2 separate regions of the Homo sapiens genome follow, and region 1 is linked to region 2. Evidence: chromatin loops called from intact Hi-C (ENCODE). Cell type or tissue: ascending aorta. All regions are shown on one strand. Each heading gives the region's core, and the rest is flanking DNA. Links, peaks and the distances in the headings are about the cores only. Region 1 has its middle 18 kb from the start of ADRA2C. Region 2 has its middle 20 kb from the start of LINC02171.

Region 1 (4,387 bases), core at 86-4,085, 90 kb before region 2:
ACGGATGGCTTTGCAGATCTTGGTTTTTCCCTTCTGTCCCTGCTGCTGCAGCTGGCAGCAGTGCACAGCCTGTGTCTGTTGTTTGCATCTCCCTGCCTCCTGCACACATGCAGGGCCACAGCCTTTGGGGATCAGACCCTCTGGGTCCTCTGCCTGGTCCTGGTGCATCTCCCACCCCCAAGCCGCTGGTACTGCTGGGCCCGCCACTTGGTTTGGTAAAGCAGCTGCACACGTTTGTTCAGGAACAATGCTGTCCCTGGCTGCTTTCCCACTGCAACGCAATAGCTGAAAGGCAGAAGCCACCCAGATGTCCGTCATCAGGTGATGGATAAACACAGTGTGGTCCATCCATACCACAGAATATTATTCAGCCTTGAAGAGGAAGGACATTCTGACACAGGCTACAACATGGATGACCCTTGAGGACACCATGCTCAGCGAAATCAGCCAGTCACAGAAGGACAAACATTATCCAATTCCACTTACATGGGATTCCTAGAGCAGTCAAATTCATAGAGACAGAGAATAGAAGGGTGGGTGCCAGGGAGGCCCGGGAGTTGTTTAATGGGGACATCTTCTGGTTTACTGAAAACATCCTGGAGAGGTTTGGTGGTGGTGGCTGTGGGACACAGTGTGGATGTACTGAACACTCCGGAACTGGTTTAGATGGTAAATGTTATGTTCTGTGTATTTGACCGCAATTAAATTGTTTTTAATTTTGAAAAAGGAAAGCCTTCTGCATCTCAGGTGGCAACTGGGTGCTGGCTCAAATGCACTCCCTCTGAGCGAGCTTCTGGGGGCTCGCTGATAGCACAGCCACCCCGCCCAGCTCGACCTGGAATGCAAGGGCCCTGGAGCGCTTGTTAGGGATCGCCTATAGCCGAGCTCCACCGGGCGGGCATCCAGGGGATATGAGGGGCCACAGCCTGCCCACTCCACTCGCCCACTGGAGAAAGTCTGCGAAGGGTCAGTGTGGGCAGCTCCCCCTACCCAGGGCGGGGCTCAGTTTGAGGCACCATGCTCCCTGGGCAGTGCTCTGAGCTCTGGGCCCAGCCACCCAGGGCACCAGGCACCAGGGCTGGGCTCCTGCCTCTGCCTGCCCTTTCTGCAGCTGCACTCTGGTCTGGCTTCCCCAGGGGAGCTACAAGGGAGGGTCCCAGACTCTCTGGAGCTTTGGGGACAGCCCCCAGGAATCTGCACAGCAACAGGCTCCCTGGGGGACTGCCATCCAGGTGGGCCGAGAGACCACCGTTTGAGAAGCTGCTTCAGAATTCCCAAAGCTTTGTCCTTTTCTGATTTCACTTCATCCTCACCACAGCCCGGCAAAACAGGTATCAAGACTCCCCTTTAAAAACTTGACAACTTTATTGAGGCATCATTTATAGAGCACACATTTCACTTCGCTGCCGTGACGATCTGATGGAGTCTGGTAAATGCTTTATAAACTGTGAAGTGGTGTGCACACACGGGGGTTCGTTATTACAGCAGATTATAATTGTTATTACTGTACAAGCTTTATTATTATGATGGTGGGGTGTTCTTGCATCATTTATCTCAAGGGTTCCTGGAGGGGTAACTAGGTAGGGGGCATGAGTTGGCCGCTTTGCAAGATTTTTGCAAACAGCAGCGATTTGCTTGCATGCGATGTCTGTGTGCCTCACTTAGACACTTTGGTGGAGAGCAGGGTTTTCGTTGTGTTGTTTTTTTCAACATTTTGTTTGGACATAATTTCAAACAACAGAAAAACTACAAAAATAAAAATAGTACAAGAACAGCATAGACCTTTCACCTGGGCTTAATGACTGCGCCCAGCCTGCCCCATTTATTTTCTCATTGGCTTGCTTGCTGGTGCGCTGCGGGTGACTTTTCTGAACCATTCGGTATTAAGTTGCAAGCATGTATCACACCTCCTTGCCTTTAAAGAGACCCTAGAGACAGACAGCTCTTCCCACATCATCCCTAACTGTGTTAGGATGCGAGCTTGCCATCACAGCCGCATCCTAACACAGTCCTCTCTCCCAGCTGTGTTCCCGTGTTCCCAGCTGACCCCAGAATGTCCTTCACGGCTCTTGTCCTCCAGCACAGGGCCACTCTGGGGTCAGGTGTTGCATTGATGCGTCTTGTCTCTGTGGTTCTCTTTCATCTGGAACATTTCCATGGTTTTGGTCATGTACACTGCTGACATTTGGGAAGAACACGGGGCTTTTTTTTAATAGATGGGTCCTCATTTGGGGTCGTCTGGCAGTTCCTGGGACTGGACGGAGCCTGCACATTTTTGGCTTCAGCGCCACAAGAAAGAGTGTGTGTCTTTCTTGGGCACAGGATGTCCATTCGCCTCTCACTGCTGGTGTTGTTTCTGATGCTGGTGATGTTTCTGATGGAGGAGCTGCGGAGTGATCTGCTGGACAACCGCTCAGTGTTTCCTTCCAGCTCAGGGGCACTCTCGGGGGTCGGGGCGGGGGACGCTTTACCAGCATGGACACGGTCTGCTCCTCACCAGAGCTCCCCCTGGAGGAATGTCCCGTGAACGACGCCGGCCAGAACGTCAGCTTTGGAACCCGGCACTTCCCCGACATTCACCAGTCAGCAGCTGGCCTTCCGCTGAAACAACAGCCCTTCCATCTCACCTATCATCCATCAGTCACCTACCTATCTATCTATCCATCTATTTCTCAATCTGTCGTCTATCAATCAGCTATCTGTGTAATCCATCTACCTACCTATCTACCTACCTGTCACATATCTATCATCTGTCTATCTACCTATCATGTACCTACCTGTCTATCTTCTACACATCATCGACCTATCAATCATCTCTATCTCTCTGGCCATCAATCATCCGTCAGCTACTATAGTATGTTCTTTTGGATCCCCATTTTTTTTTCAAGGATTTGTGATTCATTGCTGTACTTCCATATTTTGGTGCTCAAATGGTTCCAAATTTGGTCAGAAGGCGCCCCTCCGTGCTGGCTCTGGAGTCTGTGACATGCCACCTTTGTTTGCCTGTGTGTGTGCCTCGTTACTTTCTGGCATAACATGATGTTCCAGGCTATTTTTGTACTTTTCTTGCACCAGCCCTAAAATCAGCCACTTCTCTGAGGAGCCCTGGTAATATAATGGGTAATATATTAGCAACCAAGGTCTGGGTATATAATGGGTAATATATTAGCAACCAAGGTCTGGGTATATAATGGGTAATATATTAGCAACCAAGGTCTGGGAGCCAGTGGCAAGGTCTGGGTGCCAGTGTCAAAGATAGAAGGGTTTTAAGCCTTTCAGCCGACAGACCTAAGAGATGCACACAGGCACATCACCCAGAGACACACACACACACACACACACACACACGGACATAAAGACAGGCACACGAGGACACGCGTCTGCACGTGCTCACGCACGCATGCGTGTTTCTGAGAGCATGACTCACGCATGCGTGTTTCTGAGAGCATGACTCACGCATGCGTGTTTCTGAGAGCATGACTCACGCATGCGTGTTTCTGAGAGCATGACTCACGCATGCGTGTTTCTGAGAGCATGACTCACGCATGCGTGTTTCTGAGAGCATGACTCACGCATGCGTGTTTCTGAGAGCATGACGCACGCATGCGTGTTTCTGAGAGCATGACGCACGCATGCGTGTTTCTGAGAGCATGACGCACGCATGCGTGTTTCTGAGAGCATGACGCACGCATGCGTGTTTCTGAGAGCATGACTCACGCTGACGTGCAGTCCCTGCCTGAGGGGTTCTTCCTGGCCCTCCACGTTCCTGATGGTCTGTCTCTTCTTCCAGTGACGTGGATGTGTGACCTGGTGTGCACGGCTGTGCCAGCGCCTGTGATGCCTTTAGTGTGGCCATGTTCATTCCACTACAAGAGTAAAACTCATGCACCAGAGAAGCTGCCCTGGGCCCGTTCGCACTCCCCGCTTACCTTCTGACCTTGCCTGAGGCTGCCGGACAGACACCGTGTTCATGGCTTCTTGGATTAGTTCTTCATTTCTTTTTGGTTTCCACTGTGGCTGTGTTCTTCATTTGAGATGTAATTTGCCCATTTTTCCCGTTTTCTGTCCATTTTATTTTTCCCTTTCTCATACCTCCTGATTTAATATGTAGAACACGAATATGCTTCTGCAAGTCAGAAGTGCAGAAAAGGTGTGCTGGGCTGCCTCCCTGGAGAATCCCTCCCCGCCCCTCCCCCACTCCCTGCAGGAAGCTAATCTAATTGTTGTCTTGTTTATTCTTCCTGTGCTGCTGCTTGTAAAGACAGGCAGTCGTATCTACACTCCGTGCAACAGGCAGCGTACTACTGTGTTGTTTGGCGTGGTGCTTTCTTTCACTTATCAATATCTTCTAGAAGTCTTATAGAAAAAATCAGCAAACTGCGTGAAC
Region 2 (4,387 bases), core at 153-4,152:
AGAAAGCACCGGATAGCCCTCCCCAGACAAGCGCCCCCTCCCCTCATTGGTCAGGGAAGCCACTGGGGACCTGGGAGTTTTTGGAAGGGCCTGTGGGGGATCAAAGGGAGGAGGTGAGCCCAGAGAGCTGGCTGCAGACTCCAAGGGAGTGGCTGCGTGTCCCAGCGGGGAGGTCCATGCTATCCAGTCAGGTGGGTGGGCATGTGCCTGTCGGTGCAGAGGCAGATAGCAGGGGCTGGAGTCCAGGAGAGAGGTGGCCCCTGCAGCAAGTGTGTGGTGGGGGGCGTTCAGAGGGAGCAGGGAGAGGTGTGGGACCCCTGCTCACCAGGTCCCTGGTTTAATAAAACGTGACCAGAATGACTCCATCTTGAAGTGTGTAACTAGGCACTCACAAGGCACCTGTAAGGTAATGCTTGTGTTCTGAAAATAGCCACATCCTAAGCTGACCACCAGTGATAATTGCAGAATATTTATGGCCATACAGGACATCTCCTGGCAAGCCTGCAGGACATCCAGATGTCCTGAGAGTGCAGGCCACTGTGCTCAGGGATGAGGACAGTTAGCGGCTGAGGCTGGAGGATGCACGGTCACTGACAGTCCTCGGTTGAGTGAGAGCATCTGCACGTTCCAGGCTCAGTTAGAGCTCCTGATGGTTTCTTACGAAATGGCAGCACCAGTGGAGGATGCTGCCTTCATCCTCCCGCTTTTGGAGGACGCCCTACTCTGTAATGAAGTCATTTCGAATCAACTTGCCTCTTTCGCAGAGCTCTGTGACTCGCTTGAATTCTTTCCTGAGTGAGATCTAAGAACCCGTGTTGGGGTCTGGATCGGGACCCACTTTTCTGGCAGCAGCACATCCTCCAGAGCCCTTTCTGGCTGGGGACTCAGGGAGCTTGTGGGCCAGGGCAGAGAGACAAAGGAGAGGAGGGAAGGCTGGGGACAGGGACAGAAGGTCCAGGACAGACTTGGGGGCCGTTAGCAGAAGAGACCAGAAGGGCCCAGCAGGAGAGACCACGTCCCCGAGGCTGGAGGGCGGGTGTGTGGGGAGATGTCAGATCTGCAGACACCGTGTGTCTAGCGGCCCCCATGTCGTGTATGTCAAAGTGTGCAACTCTGCTGGAGCCTGGAGCAGGGCAGGATGGAACAGAACAGCCTTTAGGGGAAGGGAAGGGGACCGGGGGCTGGAGACCAGGGTGCCTCATGCCGTGTGAGGTTGGGCAGACGCCAGGAGAAAGCCCCAGCCTGGCAGGGAGCCCGGGGCTTCCTGGGGCTGCTGAGAGCTGGCCGGGGTGCCAGCGGGTTGGATTGTGGGGTTTGTATCCTCCTTGTTTTGAAACAGGGACAAGCAGCCTGCTGAAAGCAAACACAACTGCAAGGTAAAATAAAATGCTAGAGAAGCTCCCAAGGAAATCTGAGCCCAGGGAGAGGAAAGACGGCCGAGAGTGACTAAAGCAAGGCTGGTCCCACAGTGAAGGCCCCAGGCACTGCGACCCTGGGAGAGGCTGCCAGGCACAGGGGAGGGGAGGCACCAGGAGGGTCAGAGAGGAAGCACACAGGGGAGTGGGGACCAGAGACAGGTCTCCCTGGGCCCCTCTGCCAGGCCCAGCCGGGTGGAGACGGGCTGTGCCAGGAGAAGCCTGAGCCAGGGTTCCAGGACGCCCAGCCGGCTCCTCGGTGGAGGAAGGCGTGGCTCAGAGCTCGGCGCTCCAGGCCTTGGTGTGAGACTGAAGAGGGGGTGCTGTGTATGTGTGCGGGCGGGGGGGTGCTCCAGGCGTGAGGCATTGCAAGGCATTGCACCCTAGGGATGTCATGGGATTGTTTTCTGGTGCAGGGTTGGCAGCCTCCTGTGGGGCCCGGCCGCTGTGTGTTCTGAGCTCTGACACCTCCTCACCACTGGGGAATTCATGACGCACTCCCCGAGAGGGCCAGGGCGCACATACTTCGTAGTTACATTGAGTTAAGAGAATGTTATTTTTAAGTATTTTGGAAAAACACTTGAAGAAGCCAGGACAAATCCCCAAAGCCATGTCAGAGATCCCTGGTTTAGGGGCGACTTCCTCTCCCTCTTCCAGCCTCACATCCTCCACCAGCGAGACGGAGGGTCAGCGACGGAGACGCCAACATTTTCCTCCAGTCGTCTCCTCTTAGGAAGAAAAACGAGCTTATTCTCACCAAAGTGTCAGGGGCTGGGTTTGTCATCAGCATGGTGTGTATTCATGTTTGAAAAACCAGAGAAAGGGAGTCAGTGGGTAGGCGACAAGGGTCACCTGAATGTGGACCTGCAGGCAGAGGGTGAAGCCCCTGCCTTTCCCCCACCCCAGGCAGCCCCCATGAGAGGTGGGAGAGGGAGCCGGACCCCTCCTCACTCAGACCCCAGCCAGCGCCTGGGCTTGGAGTTGGCGCGTTGCTTCCTGGCCGTGCTTCTGCCCCTTGGGCCCTCACTTCGCTGATCTGTAAAATGGCACGAGAATAGTTGTATCCATCCTCATGGAGTTGCTGAGGGGATTGATTGAGAACATGCAAAGTCCTTAGCACCTTAGCACAGGGCCTCCACTTAGGTGCTCAGTAAACACCAGATATTACCATTAGGCACCTGTGCAGAGAGGGGGAGCGGGAGAGGGAAGAGGGGGACCAGGGGAGGGAGGGAGCCCACATCCCCGGGCACAGGCAGACTTGACATCCTTATTTGCATGAAAAAAGAGTGCACTGGCTTCCGGGTGTCATAAACCTCCTGTTTCAAGTACGCACAGCCAATTTATTTTTATGAAGCACTGAGGCCTTAGACTGTCTGGAAGCTGATTGGCCACACTCGGTGCCATTTCTCTCCCGACCTGCAGGCTTTCCTGCCTTTTGTTTTGTGTCTTCTTTCCTCTGGGCAGAGCGGGGAGTGGATTCCTCGGCTTCGCATTTTTTCCTTTTTTTTGCAATAAATGAAGAGGAAACAGATCCATAGACACAAAGGTGTGGCCTGGCCAGCCCTGAGCATCTGAAGTTTGAGATCATCCTTCTAGGGGGCTCTGGGGCTCAGGCCTGGGCCAGGAGCCAGGCCCTCCCTGCAGGGTGTCCTGCCACAGCTCACAGTGCATAGGCCACCAGCACACATGCACCTGCCACGCGCCAGACCCACAGAAGGGATGAGGGAAGCCCTGGGGGTCCCGCCAACGATGCTGAGTCCACAGCACTGCGGTTTCATCTTCCTTATTGTTGTCACAACCCCAGACCCTGGAGCGGGACACAGCACACCTGTGCCCCATGAATATCGCGGTGTGAATGAGTAAGTGACAGAAAGCACGGATGGGCGATTTTAAAGAATAGGGACCTGTGGGCTGTGACGGGCAGGATGCCTGCGCCCCAGGGCTCACGGTCTCGGCAGGGATGTGGTTTTGGTAGCCCCTACATCGAGTGAGGACTTCTGTGATAATGACCACTGTCAATCACAAGAAAGAAACTGAGGCACAATGAACAGAGAGAGTTTATTTGGGTCAAGGTTGAGGACGGTGGCTGGGACATTGGGGGTGCTACCTCGGCCTTTGTTACAAGCAGGTTTTAAAGGCAAAGCAGGTAAGGAGTGGGCGGATACAAAGTCCTCTGACAGGAGTTCTCATTGGTTTAAGAGACAGCATGGATCGGTGATTGGCCGTCACCATTGATTCTAGAGGATGAGTTACAGGGTCCAGCAGGAGGCACTTTATGGCTACCCGGTGTCAGCCTAGAGCCCATACAGCTGGCAGATTCAAGAGGTCGTTCTCTAGCTCGAGGGGGAGTGGGACGTGGCTGCTGTCACATTTTAATGCCTCTCTGGGCCTGATAATTTAACGGAGCTCACATTCCTCAGATTAAAAGTTTCTTTTCTTTCTCACATAAAATGCTGGCACAGGGTCAGGAGCATGGGTGCTCTGTGGTAACAATCATAAATGTGTTACATTCAGCTTAGCAGAAAGCTGCCTCCTTCTGTATTGTGAGTTCCGCCTAAAGGTTTCTAGGTCTGTAGTGAACTGTACCTAACTGCAGGTGTACAGACGTGACCCACTCCTGCAGCAACCAAGCCGGCTGTTTCTGGACGTCACCTCCATCTCTGTGGGCAAATGCTATCCAACCGCGGGGCCACCCTGGAGTCTCTCAGAACCTATTCCGCCCCCAGGGGCTGCCCAGCTGAGAATCGTTCCCTCCTCAATCAGCTTTAATTTGCCTGAAGTTTTTCTCTGAACAAGTGCAACAAGGGAGGATCAGCCTCAGGGGAGGGAGGGGGACAACCCTGGGGAGGGAGGATCAGCCCCGGGGGAGGGAGGATCAGCCTTAGGGGAGGGAGGATCAGCCTTAGGGGAGGGAGGATCAGCCCTGGGGGAGGGAGGATCAGCCTCAGGGGAGGGAGGGGGACAACCCTGGG

What was found. Peaks named below come from ENCODE experiments on the same cell type or tissue, not always from the same donor. Only the 100,000 strongest peaks of a DNase experiment are listed, where the experiment ranks them.
Region 1: a loop joins it to region 2, with 3.0 times the contacts of the local background. A loop is called at or near these places in 1 of 110 quality-filtered maps.

Annotation. Positions count from the first base shown.
Region 1 is chr4:3,745,835-3,750,221 of GRCh38, reverse strand. No RefSeq gene overlaps it. Among named protein-coding and RNA genes, the nearest start is that of ADRA2C, 18 kb to the left of the region's middle. RefSeq lists enhancers at 516-1,016, 3,620-4,145, 3,116-4,315 and a silencer at 2,926-3,096. In ascending aorta, for the core only: a CTCF peak has its summit at 2,474 (motif pointing left); a DNase peak (open chromatin) is centred at 2,981; H3K27ac peaks cover 503 bases.
Region 2 is chr4:3,655,510-3,659,896 of GRCh38, reverse strand. No RefSeq gene overlaps it. Among named protein-coding and RNA genes, the nearest start is that of LINC02171, 20 kb to the left of the region's middle. In ascending aorta, for the core only: no CTCF peak of the experiment used is centred there; DNase peaks (open chromatin) are centred at 1,266 and 1,796; H3K4me3 peaks cover 676 bases; H3K27ac peaks cover 2,063 bases.